Regions from separate parts of the Homo sapiens genome. Here region 2 is linked to region 1. Evidence: chromatin loops called from intact Hi-C (ENCODE). Cell type or tissue: PC-3. All regions are shown on one strand. Links, peaks and the distances in the headings refer to the core of each region. The heading gives the core; the rest is flanking DNA.

The links. A loop is a pair of places that touch in the nucleus more often than their neighbours do. Peaks named below come from ENCODE experiments on the same cell type or tissue, not always from the same donor. Only the 100,000 strongest peaks of a DNase experiment are listed, where the experiment ranks them.
Region 2: it touches region 1 in a loop (2.4-fold over the local background); 5 of 110 quality-filtered maps call a loop at or near these places.

The regions. Positions count from the first base shown.
Region 1 is chr11:76,081,812-76,086,811 of GRCh38, reverse strand. All of the region lies in intron 13 of UVRAG (UV radiation resistance associated), which reads right to left. Among named protein-coding and RNA genes, the nearest start is that of WNT11, 120 kb to the left of the region's middle. In PC-3, for the core only: no CTCF peak of the experiment used is centred there; a DNase peak (open chromatin) is centred at 3,001; H3K27ac peaks cover 838 bases.
Region 2 is chr11:76,143,673-76,150,824 of GRCh38, reverse strand. UVRAG (UV radiation resistance associated) reads right to left here. Exons shown (of 15, transcript NM_003369.4): 15 at 6,593-7,152. Among named protein-coding and RNA genes, the nearest start is that of WNT11, 59 kb to the left of the region's middle. In PC-3, for the core only: a CTCF peak has its summit at 3,934; a DNase peak (open chromatin) is centred at 1,484; H3K27ac peaks cover 869 bases.

The DNA of each region.
Region 1 (5,000 bases), core at 1-5,000:
ATGCCTGTTGCCATATATACACAGTCTTGCGGGTCTTTGTTTTTTTGGGAAAAATAAGTTCAGATCATTTCTAAACTAGCAATTTGTCTGTCTAGATTTTGTTAAGTCTGTTATGCTTATGATAAAATATGATCTTTCATATTAAATCACTTATGACCTTGGTAAAATATTACTTTATATTAGCTGACTCTTGAGGCACTTTAATTTTATGAAACATGCACTTTAGTTTTTAAAAGTATGAAAGCAAAACTAGAAGTTCCTAGTCTACTACATCATGTTAACAAGCCATCAAAGATCTGGGAACACATTAAAAAATAGACCAAATCTCTATCTAATTAATTTCAAATATGAAAGGATACTTACAACTGAAAACAAAATACAGCCAATACTTTAAATCCTTAAACATACGAAGAATAGTTCTGATTGGTTTCCTGGATTCATGTCTCCCTGTCCAAGGTTATTCCATGCAAGAAGGTTACCAAACAAAGTAAAAGGTTGTGGGAAAATCCAATACCCACTTTAGGGCAGGAGTGAGCAGCTTTACAGATGTGTAAAGACAAATCTTTCTAGAATACATGATGGAAAAAACTAAAGAAAGATTTAAGTTCATGATTAAGCGAGGGCATCCATGGTTCAAAAATATGTCTTATATAGTTCCATTAACAGGCCCGAATTTTAAATTACAAATATGTAAGCAGAAGGTGAATTACCCGTGTTACTTATTTAAAGCAGGTTGTTTTCCCTTCAGTTAGTCAGCTATCTGCTTACTGAGGGAATGGAACTTTGCATACTATGGAACTGGGAGGGAAAGTGGATTTTGGTGGTGCACCAACTTCAGGGCTCATGGCTTTAACAGAGTAGAATGAGGGCACTGGGTGTCAGCAGGCATGGGGTGTCTGACATGTAGAAAGAGCTCCAGAAATACAAGCTGATAGATGAGTTGTGAAAAACACACATGGAAAAGGACGTGGAAATATGACAATGACAAACCTGCTTACCTTGATCACAAGACCTAATGCTGAAAAATGCTAAATGTGCCTTCCACTGACATAAGTAATGTGATTTGCCAATGCCCAGCTTAGAGTGGTTTCCCCTGTAGCAGACAAGCAGATGTATATATAATAAAGTCCCTGCAAGGTGAAAAAGAAAATCTGATTTTTAAAAGGATATTATATTCTGCTTTTTATATTTGCCTAAACTCCAAGGCTAAAGTGCCAGTATGTAACAAAGAAGCTAGTGAGAGAATATAAATAAATGCCCTGCTTCCTTCATCCAGAATGTCTTGATACAAAAGAAAAATTTGCATCTGAACTAAGTAGTGTGTTTGGTGACACAATTGATTCACATTTGGTACAATTTCCTTATCTTACTGCAGACTGACAACAAGCTCTATGGACTACAGACTGCCTGCTGGCCTGTGGATCACACTTTGACGAGCACTGACACAGACAATCCCAGCACAATTTATACTTTAATTGTTAAAAAAAGTTATCAGTTCTGAGAAAGCAATAACAGCAAAAAGCCAGAGCCAAACAAAGGGGACCACATTGCCATGATGTTGCTATAGTTCCTGAACACAGTAATTTATGGATTCCTCAAATGATAAATCACATTAGTAACTTTGCCAAATGTCTCAAAAGGATATAATAAATGAAGAAATATCTGTTGAACAAACTATTCTGGTTAAGGCAATGTGGTGGGGGATTCATCAGAACAATTAGATTTTTTTTTTTTTTTTTTTTTTTTTTGAGACAGGGTCTCGCTCTGTCCCCCAGGCTGGAGTGCAATGGTGCAATCTCGGCTCACTGCAACCTCTGCCTCCCAGGTTCAAGCAATTCTCACGCCTCAGCCTCTTGAGTAGCTGGGATTACAGGCACCCGCCACCATGCCTGGCTAATTTTTGGGGGGCATTTTTAGTAGAAATGGGGTTTCACATTGGCCAGGCTGGTCTCCAACTCCTGACCCCAAGTGATCTGCCTTCCTCAGCCTCCCAAAGTGCTGGGATTACAGGCATGAGCCACTGCGACTGGCCAGAACAATTAGATTTTATACACATGTGAACTATTTGTCACATAAAGCAACTTCTTCTGTTTCCCTCCACCACCACCCAGAGCCTAGTATAGTATATTCAATTAATACTTTTTGGCTGGTATATCCAAAACGTCCACAAAACACTATATATATTCTGAGTTTCAGACTAAAATGAGAAAAATAAGATAACTTATAAAGATAAAATACAGGAAAACTCGGATCATACATTTTATTGGAAAAAGTATATAAAATATATTAACAACTTTAAAAATAAATGATAGTATGTATATTTTAATGGCTATGTTCTAGGCAGGGAAAGAGAATAAAAATGACAACATGATAATAAATGTCTTTGCTTTTCACATCTTCCATTTCTTAACAAAATAAAAGATCTTAGACCATTAATAAAAGCGGTACATTCTCTTGGACTCTTAAATTCAGATATTAATACCGCCTTTATAGAAATAAATAAGAAAGCACTGATGGAAGATGTAAAGTGCATTAGCGTTCATGTTATCTCTCCTGGTATGAATTTAATGGGTATCTTAATAAGGAGATATAAACTAATGTCACTGATTAGGAAATATATCCACTCACATCATTTAGTAGCCTCCACTGGGGCTTGATGATGATGTCTGAGTGGAATTACTATAAAGCAAATGATGAATTAGTGTCAGGAGCTAAGGGACACATAAATGTGCCTCAGAGATGAAGCACTTACATTCTACATTGAAAGTTACAGGTCAACTCAAAAGACAGTGCGGTCAGTCCTAAGGCAGCACTAACCAACCTGGCTAAGCCCACTGCTTAGAACTTGCTAAAGCTAAGTTATTTTGATAGCTGGGCCACAGGCTTCCTTGGTTATAATAACCTGAAAGTAACATTTACGTGTTTTAAGTCTCTTTTGATCTCCTGAATAACATGAAGTGATGTTTATCAGATTTTAAGACACAGGCACATTCCGTTCAGATGATTTCATTCTCAGGGGACCTTGTCATTATGAAGGCTTATTAAAAGAAGGCAAAGGTTCACAAGCCTTTCAGAAGAATCTTAAGTGACATTATGAACTAAATCTAAAAAAAAATTTTTTGGCTTGGTTATACAAAGTAATTTCCTCTTCCCGGTTAGCTTAGTGGTCATAGTTCAGCAAACTTTGTATAGAGTGACCACCACAATTAGTGTATTAAAAATGTAGACATTGTTTCTCTCACTTTCTCTTCTAATTAGGCTTTATTTCAACACTCAGTGCAGGGGCTTGACCTATAAGTGGCAAATGCCCCAATACCCAAAAGCTCGTTTACTATTAGGCATTTGGGAAATCTTACATACTTCCAGGTACATTTGAAAGAAAAAACAGCCAAAACTCAGTCTATTCTTTTGTTTAGGGCTTATTTTAATAGTATACATCCCTAAAATGGTCACAAATCTTGTTTGTAATTTATCTTTTTATAACATGAAGGAGAAAAAAAAATACCAAAAATGGTCCATGCAGATGTTTCAATTATTTTTTAAAAATTCCTCATCCACCAAAATATTCTATACCTGTTTCCTCACCTGTAAAATGAGGATAATAACAAAAACCTGAAAGGTTATTGTGAAGACTAGGAATAAAGAATAAGACACTCTTTGCATATAGGTATCAATAAAAGCAGATATTCTTTTTTGTTTTAGTTTAAACTTTTAGATTCAGGGGGTACACATGCAGATTTGTTACAAGGATATATTGTGTGATCAAAAGCAGATACTCTTTTTTTGAGACACGGTCTCTGTCACCCAGGCTGGAGTGCAGTGGTGCAATCTCAGCTCACTGTGGCCTTGACCTCCTGGGAATCAATCCTCCCACCTCAGCCTCCTAAGTAATTGGGACTAGAGGTGTGAATCACCACACCCAGCTAGGATTTTTTTGCATTTTTAGTAGAGATGAGGTTTCATCATGTTGCTCAGGTTGGTCTTGAACTCCTGGGCTCAAGTGATCCATCTGCCTCGGTCTCCCAAAGTGCTAGGATTACAAGCATGAGCCACCATACCTGGCCCAAAGTAGATATTCTTATGTGTAAAGCTAAGACAATGCTTAAGCGCTCTAGCTGAAAATTCTTTTTCTTCTGATATATGATGCTGAAATACGAAGTCCTTGCCATCCTTTGTAATGGCAATTATTTTTCAAGAGATGACAAGAATTTGATGAAATAGTGTTATACAGTTTAAAAAATTGTTACCTATGTTTTTTTTTTTTTTTTTTTTGGGACGGAGTCTCGCTCTGTTGCCCAGGCTGGAGTGCAGTGGTGCCATCTCCGCTCACTGCAAGCTCCGCCTCCCGGGTTCATGCCATTCTCCTGCCTCAGCCTCCCGAGTAGCTGGGATTACAGGCGCCCGACACCACGCCTGGCTAATTTTTTGTATTTTTAGTAGAGACAGGGTTTCACCGTGTTAGCCAGGATGGTCTCGATCTCCTGACCTCGTGATCTGCCCGCCTCGGCCTCCCAAAGTGCTGGGATTACAGGCGTGAGCCACCGTGCCTAGCCACCTATGATTTTTTAATGGCAAGATATAATATGCATATAGAAAAATAAATGAAACACACATACACATTGTTTAAAGGATCAGGATTATAAAGCAAACCCCTGTGTTACCACCACTCGGTCAAGAAATACAATGCTGCTGGTGCCCCAGAAGCCTTCCACAAGCCCCTTTCTCATTATAACCCCTTCTCACTTCCAGAGGTAGTTAGTCACTACCCTTGTTTTTTTGTATAGTTTTCATTCCTAAATAATATCGTTTAATCTTGCTTGGTTTTGAACTATACATAAATAGAGGATGATTGTGGATTTTTTTTTTTTTTTTTGCTTTGGTTCTTTTACTCTACATCATGCTGGTGAAATTCGTCCCTATCATTGCTATGGTTTCATGGCTGCACAGTATTTGATTACATAAATATACCTTAATTAATGATGAACATATTGTCGATATAT
Region 2 (7,152 bases), core at 1,328-6,327, 63 kb before region 1:
ATGAGCATTGTCTTAGACGTGCTCATTATTTAGGAGTTGCGAAGAGCTGACAGCCTAATTCTATGATCCCTTCTGAATCTTTTTACTTGGAATATTTATATAAGAGAAACTTCCCTTCACCAACTATCCAGTTAACTAGTGTGTACAATGCATATAGCAAAGGTAAGTAAATGTTGCTTTCTTTTATGTAACAGTTCTCATAGGGTGAGAGCTGTGTTTAGGACAGGTCAGGTGCTTGCCATGTGGAGAGTGGGCTAGAGGGCACAAGAGTAGCTGAAGAGCGCCTGGGGAGGAGGTGATTATAATCCAGGCATGCTGAACTCAGGGGCAGCAAACCACCCCTTCCCATAAACCTCAGGAATCTCCTTCAAAAGGCCCAAGAAGCTCCAAGCCACCTTCATGGTGCCCCTTCTGCCCTGGCCTGTACCCTGGAATAGTCACTCCAGTCAGGCCCCCATCCCAGGCTGTCCCTCTTCAGGGGCCAGGCGGGAAATTCGCCTGCAGCCTCCCACCCATGCAGATGGACAGCTCAGCCCACTCCTGCCCGGCCACCCTTCCTTGCTGTCCTCACCATGCCCTGGGGCTCCCCCTTCTCCCCTGTCACCCCAAATTTTCTCTGGGGCCTTGCTCCTTTCATTGTCCCGTCTTCTTCCTGAACCTTTGCCTTCTCCCTGCTACTGGCTCCATCCCACTCGCATTTACAGGAAATCTTCCTTCGGTCTCACAGTCCCCTCCAACTCCCACCCATATTTTTCTCCAGCACTTTATAGCTAAACTCGCAAGAGTTGTCTACACTCACTGTCTCTACTTCCCCACTGTGCACGCCCACTGCCCCTTGCTTCCTTGCTGCTCCCCAACCCTGAAACAGCTCCCATGGAGGTCACCAAGGGCTTCAGGCTGTGCCTGCCCTCACCTCCCATGGCTCCTGGGTCTTTGGCCCTGTTGACCCTTCCCCATCTCCATGGTTTCTGTCCTGTGTCTAGTCCCACAGTCTTCCACGCTCAGCCTTGGGGGAAGCTCCTTGGGCCTCTGTTCTGGCCGCTCTTCTGCTAACCCTGTGCACAGATCCCCCTCCTTCCCCCCACCCAGCCATATCCCCTGCCCCCGGCCCTCAGACACAGGCTCAGTCCTCCCCTCCCCAACTACCTGCCTTACACCCAGCTCCAGCGCAGCTCTGTGCCCTCTGTACTTTCCTGTCTCAGCCACAGGCCTGGCAGCTTCCTGAGGGCAGGCACTGTGTCTGCCTTGTGCATTTCTCACCCTGGAGCCTAGTCCAGCGCTTGGTGTGCAGTGTGCAGTCAGTAACCATTAAACGCACGAGTAATGCAGGTTCCCAGCAACGCCTTTGTTCTTGCTTCTTACCCTGGCTGGTAGCCCTGGCCCCGTTTCACCCCCTCGACCTGCCTGTCAGACACAGCTAAGGGGAGTCCTCAAAGAAGCACCTCCTGCCCCTCTTACCCCCGCCCCTTTTATGCCTGTGAGTCATTATGTACACGGCCGACCTCATGGACTTTTGACAGTTATATCGCATTTCCGGCAGTTATAAATACACATTTTTCCCCCTTAAAGTTGCTCCACACCCCATAGCACAATGCTGTGAGGTGCTCAGTTTTTCCACTCCCTGCACAGAGATGTCCCCCGGATTTGCTCCTCCCTCTTAACTGGGGCTGCGGAGTCGGGAGGACTCTCGGCAGAGGGCAGGATGTTCAGATGGGTGGGACAGAAGGAGAGGCTGTGGGGCCTCCACAGGGCTTGGGGTGCGGAAGAAAGAGCCCTGGGGGAGAGGTCAGGGCCTGGTCCGGCCCCAGTGTGGCCTTGGGATCTGTGTGATCTTCAGCAGGTCATCCTTCTTTGGGGGTTTCCTGTGGGTTCCTGGGTCAAGTAGTGATGGGAACACCTTGCCCACACACTCTGCAGGCTGGCCTTGGGATCAAATGCAATTATTTGGGGGGAGCGTTGAGACAGGAAAAACACTGTGCCTGTTTGAGGGATCACTGCATCACCATGGAGAGAAAGCAGGCGTCGCCGTATAGATGTGCGCAGGGCAGGACAGGGCACCAGGGCCTCAGCTCCTGTTCTGGTTTCCCAGCTGGTGGTGGCTCATTAGCACTCAGAATATTTACTGAGAATCAGTGTGACTTACTGTTTACAATAACACAGTTCCACAGTCTTCTATGATCCTGGGACAGCTCTGCTTCTAAAGGTTTCCGATGCTCATTCTGGGAACACTGGGCCTTCACAGAGCTCCCAGGGGACCAAGAGACAGACACAGGTGTGACTTACCAAACTCAGCCTGTGCTCTTCCTCACTCACACTGCCCCGCCCCATACCGACACGCACACCTCAGGAGCACCTACTGTATGCCACTGAAGGCAACGCTTAGGCACAGGTTGGGGCTGAGAAGTCCAGGTGGCCAGCAGGTTTTTGGCAGCAAAGGGCCTGTGCTGAGGTCAGCAGGCTCTGGAGACGTGTGCTGCATGAACAAAAGGTCACATATCACCTGCACACAAAGAAGCCTGGAGTCTTCTCACATCAAGTGTGCCTGACCCTTGACCCAAAGAGTGAGTAATCTGTGGAAATACACAGTGAGGCTGGTTTCTTTGAGGGATAAGGTGTTCTGCATAACTAAAAAAATTTTTTTTTTTTTCCGAGATGGAGTCTCGCTCTGTCGCCCAGGCTGGAGTGCAGTGGCACGATCTCGGCTCACTCCAACCTCCGCCTCCTGGGTTCCGCCATTCTCCTGCCTCAGCCTCCTGAGTAGCTGGGACTGCAGGCGCCTGCCACCACGCCCGGCTAATTTTTTTGTATTTTTTTTTTTTTAGTAGAGACGGGGTTTCACCGTGTTAGCCAGGATGGTCTTGATCTCCTGACCTCGTGATCCGCCCACCTCTGCCTCCCAAAGTGCTGGGATTACAGGCATGAGCCACCGCGCCCGGCCTAAAATTTTCTAAAAAAGTTTTTGCAAGTAAACTTTTGAGAGAACAAGTTTGTCCCTTAAAGCATCAACTTATTTTAACCATTTTGAATAATATACTTCCTTAAACTATTTTATGCATTTTCCTATCAAACTAAAATCAATGTATCCTTTTTGTGATGACTGGGGTCTATCCTTAGCAACAGTAAAAGTCACACTGAGGCTGAATTTTTTAAGCTGGCTGTTTTATTAATTTTTACTACACATTTTACAAGCTCTTGTGCCATGGACTTTGAACCGATGGCAGGGTGGAAGCTGTTCTGCTACATACAAACCACCCTGATCAGAAGCAGGCTGTCATGAACTGTGCCAAGTTCTTCACAAATAGGCATAGTGGCAGGTGAGAGGCCTCTCCTGTCGTGTCGTGCTCTGGGCCCCAAAGCAATTGGAGACAGGTTTTGAAGAAAGAATACAAATTTGCTCTTAGGGCAAGAGAAGCCTCCATCCAGGATCAAAGGAAATACAGAACAAGGGGCTGACTTCACTTTACAGACCAGCACGTGGGCTCAGAGAAGTCAAGCGCCTCGCCGGGGTCACATAGCCAGTGAGCGGCAGCGTTGGGGCTGAAACGTCTGTGACTTGCTCTCCTGTGAGGCAGGGTGCTGCTCAGTTAGGCCCCCCAGACCGCTTCCTTCCCAAGTGCTCCTGTCCTCTCCTTAGCTTCAGGCGGTCCATTAGTCCTGCCCCCTCACCCTCCGAGACTTTCTCATCTGAGGCGCCCTAGAACTGTGTTTTGTACACACAGCCAAAATGACCTGCGCCTGCCACTCTCCCCCTTGTAGTTCTGTGCCTGGGCTTGGCTACAGCTATTTCACCAACTGGCTGTCTCTTTCATATCTAGACTCATACTCGTTCTTGTTCTGGATTGCTGACAGTGCTGGCCTTTAAAAAGTGTGGAATTGTTTTAAAGACTTGTCTTTTTTTATTCATTTAAAATCCACAAGGCTGAGCTGTCTACCTACAAAACTATAATTAGATGTGCTAAGGGGGGAAAAAAAGAAAAAGAGAGCTATCTACTTCAAGCAGAATCAAGAGCTCTGGGCACCAACTCATTCACTGAGGCCGCCAGAAGCCGTGTTAGAGAACATTCACGAGCGAGAGTGGGCCTAAGGCAGCTCATCTGCCAGGGGCTAGAAACTGGAAATTAAGGCTGAGAGGCCATGTCTCTACACCTCGTTGGTGCCATCTACCACTAAAGCACTTTGAAATACTTCCCATTTGTTTAGAGCCTGGATTTTCTTCTTTTTTTCTTTTTTTTGAGACAGAGTCTCGCTCTGTCGCCCAGGCTGGAGTGCAGAAGCGTGATCTCGGCTCACTGCAACCTCCCCCTCCCAAGTTCAAGTGATTCTCCTGCTTCAGCCTCTGGAGTAGCTGGGATTACAGGTGCGCACCACCACGCCTGGCTGATTTTTGTATTTTTAGTGGAGACGGGGTTTCACCATGTTGGCCAGGCCGGTCTCGAACTCCTGACCTCAAGTGATCCACCCGCCTTTGCCTCCCAAAGTGCTGGGATTACAGGCATAAGCCACTGCACCTGCAGAGCTCAGGTTTTCAAAAGACTAGTTTCAGCCCTAGTACACATTCTCAATGTGTATAGAATGAGTATCTGTATTTCAACAATCCCACCAAAGCCTGAAACATAGAACGCAAGAAATCCTCGTTGAGTGACTAATTCCTCCCGATGTGCATGGTGCTTTGTAAAGATCATTCAGTGCTTTCACGAAGATGTTTATCTCTTCTAACATTCTATCAGTCCTCAGGGGTGGGGTATTATCCCTACTTCACAGATTAGGAGCCAAATCCAGAGAGGTTAAGTGGCTGTGCTCCAAGTGCTAGAACAGGAAACCTGCTGAGTCCTAGGCATCCCTTCTATCCTGGCAAAGTGGCTTCCTCTGGGACCCAAGGTAACCAACATTGATGGAGCACCTATGATGTGGTGGGTCCCCTGCAAACGTAATTGGGAAGGGCAGAGTCCTTTCTACTTCTTTACAGATGAAATGGAGGTTCTCAAAAGCTCAGTGACTTCCAGGGTCATAGCTTCAAAGCAGCAGAGTTGCAGAGAAGTGAACAGGTGCCACAGAGCATTCAGAATCTAGCTTCTAAAGAAGAGATGCTGGCTGCACTCTGTACTACACAGTAAAAACCCAGATTTATTCAATATGTACCTGTATTAGTCCATTTTTGTGTTGCGATAAAGGAATACCAGAGGCTGGGTGATTTATACAGGAAAGATGTTTAATTGGCTCACGATTCTGCAGGCTATATAAGCATGGTGCCAACATTTGCTCAGCTTCTGGGCAGGCTTCAGAAAGCTTACAATCATGGCAGAAGTCGATGGGGTGCCAGCATGTCACATGGCAAGAGCGATAGCAAGAGACAAAAGGGAGATCCCAGACTCTTCCTTTTTTTTTTTTTTTTTTTTTTTTTGAGATGGAGTCTCACTCTGTTGCCCTGGCTGGAATGCAGTGGCGCGATCTCGGCTCACTGCAACTTCCACCTCCGCAGTTCAAGCGATTCTTTTGCCTCAGCCTCCTGAATAGCTGGGACTACAGGCACCTGCCACCATGCCTGGCTAATTTTTTGTATTTTAGTATAGATGGGGTTTCACTGTGTTAGCCAGGATGGTCTCGAGGGAGATCCCAGACTCTCTTAAGCAACAAGATCCTGGGTGAACTGAGAACTCACTTATCATCAAACGGATGGTGCTAAGCCATTCATGAGGGTCTGCCTCCATGATCCAATCACATCCCACCAGGTCCCACCTCCAACATGGGGAATCACATTTCAACATGAGATTTGGAGGAGACAAACATCCAAACCATATCGTTCCCTGAAAATACTAGGGACAGAGGGATGCATCTCTTTTTCAGATACAGATTTTTCTTTCCCAAACAGAAAGGAAAGATGATTAAATAGACTCAAGCAAGTATCACTGGAGTCCAGCCTGAAACTAGCTGCAAGTCGTAAGTCAGATCTAACCAAGTTACTCTTTTGCTTCAAGTCTGGAAAGGGTACCTACCAGTTGCCTACCGGATTCATCCAAATCTCTTTATTTGGCACCTTAAGTTTTTCCAATTGGCCTATAACTCAGTTTCCCCTTTTGCCCTTCTTCACACCCATTCAGGCCCCAAGCACAGCACACTCCCTGCTGTTTTCCAAGCTCACACCCAAGGCCTTGCCTCTGGGCCTGTGCCCATGCTGTTCCACAATGTGAAATCTTACATATCTTTAATCTGCATTACTTCCATGGATCTTTCCTGACCCTTGAGTGACAATTAATAGCTTTGTCTGCATTCCGTAGAATGGCTATACATCTCTCCATCACAGAATTTAGCACACGGAATTATCATTAATAGCTAACATACCTGTGAGCCCCACTAGAGAACGTGGCAGAGGTCAAGGTTTACTCATCTCTTAACCTTGTTTAGCCCAGTCCCTTACACACATGTGCAGAGAGAGTGTGTGTGAGCGTGTGAGAGCAAGTGTGCTAGATAAATGCTGGCTGACTCTTTAAGAACAAGGTTTTCGTGGTTAACCCAGCTTCAATATGAAATTCAAAACAATGAAGACAGGACTCAAACATAGCAGGGAAATAATATACACTTTTAACTCTCAAAATAAATACTAATCAATTTTATTGTATAAATACAGATGCTGAGTTTTCTTCCAGTTACCAACAGATCAGTTTCACATGCCATTTATTATTCGTGGTGGTTTAAAAAATTATTTAAATAACTGGTTAGGTCAGGATAAATGGGCACCATTAGAACTGCTAAAAAATATATAGCTGGGCACAATCTTCCAAAACTAATATTCTGAGGGGAAAAAAATCTCTGGAATTTCTAAAGTGGTTAAGGGGAAGTGAAGAGAAAAAACACAATCAAATATTCATTTGATAACATTTGCCCGCTGTTTAAAAGTGTCTCAGCTGTAAGAAAACTGAAAGGGTTCTTAGCAGTTCAGAAATAGATAGTAATGAGTTTCCAATTCAACTTATATCTTCCAAGCAAACAATTTTCTTAGTGATTTACAAAACTAAAAGGTTAGTAGGAGATAATAACTCATCCCTTATTTTGGCCCCAGCCACTTTAAACAGAGGCCATACTAACTCTACAACTTTGGAAAACGTCAAACAGTTATTCCAGGAGACGGGTAATCCCATAGGTTCTACCCAGGTC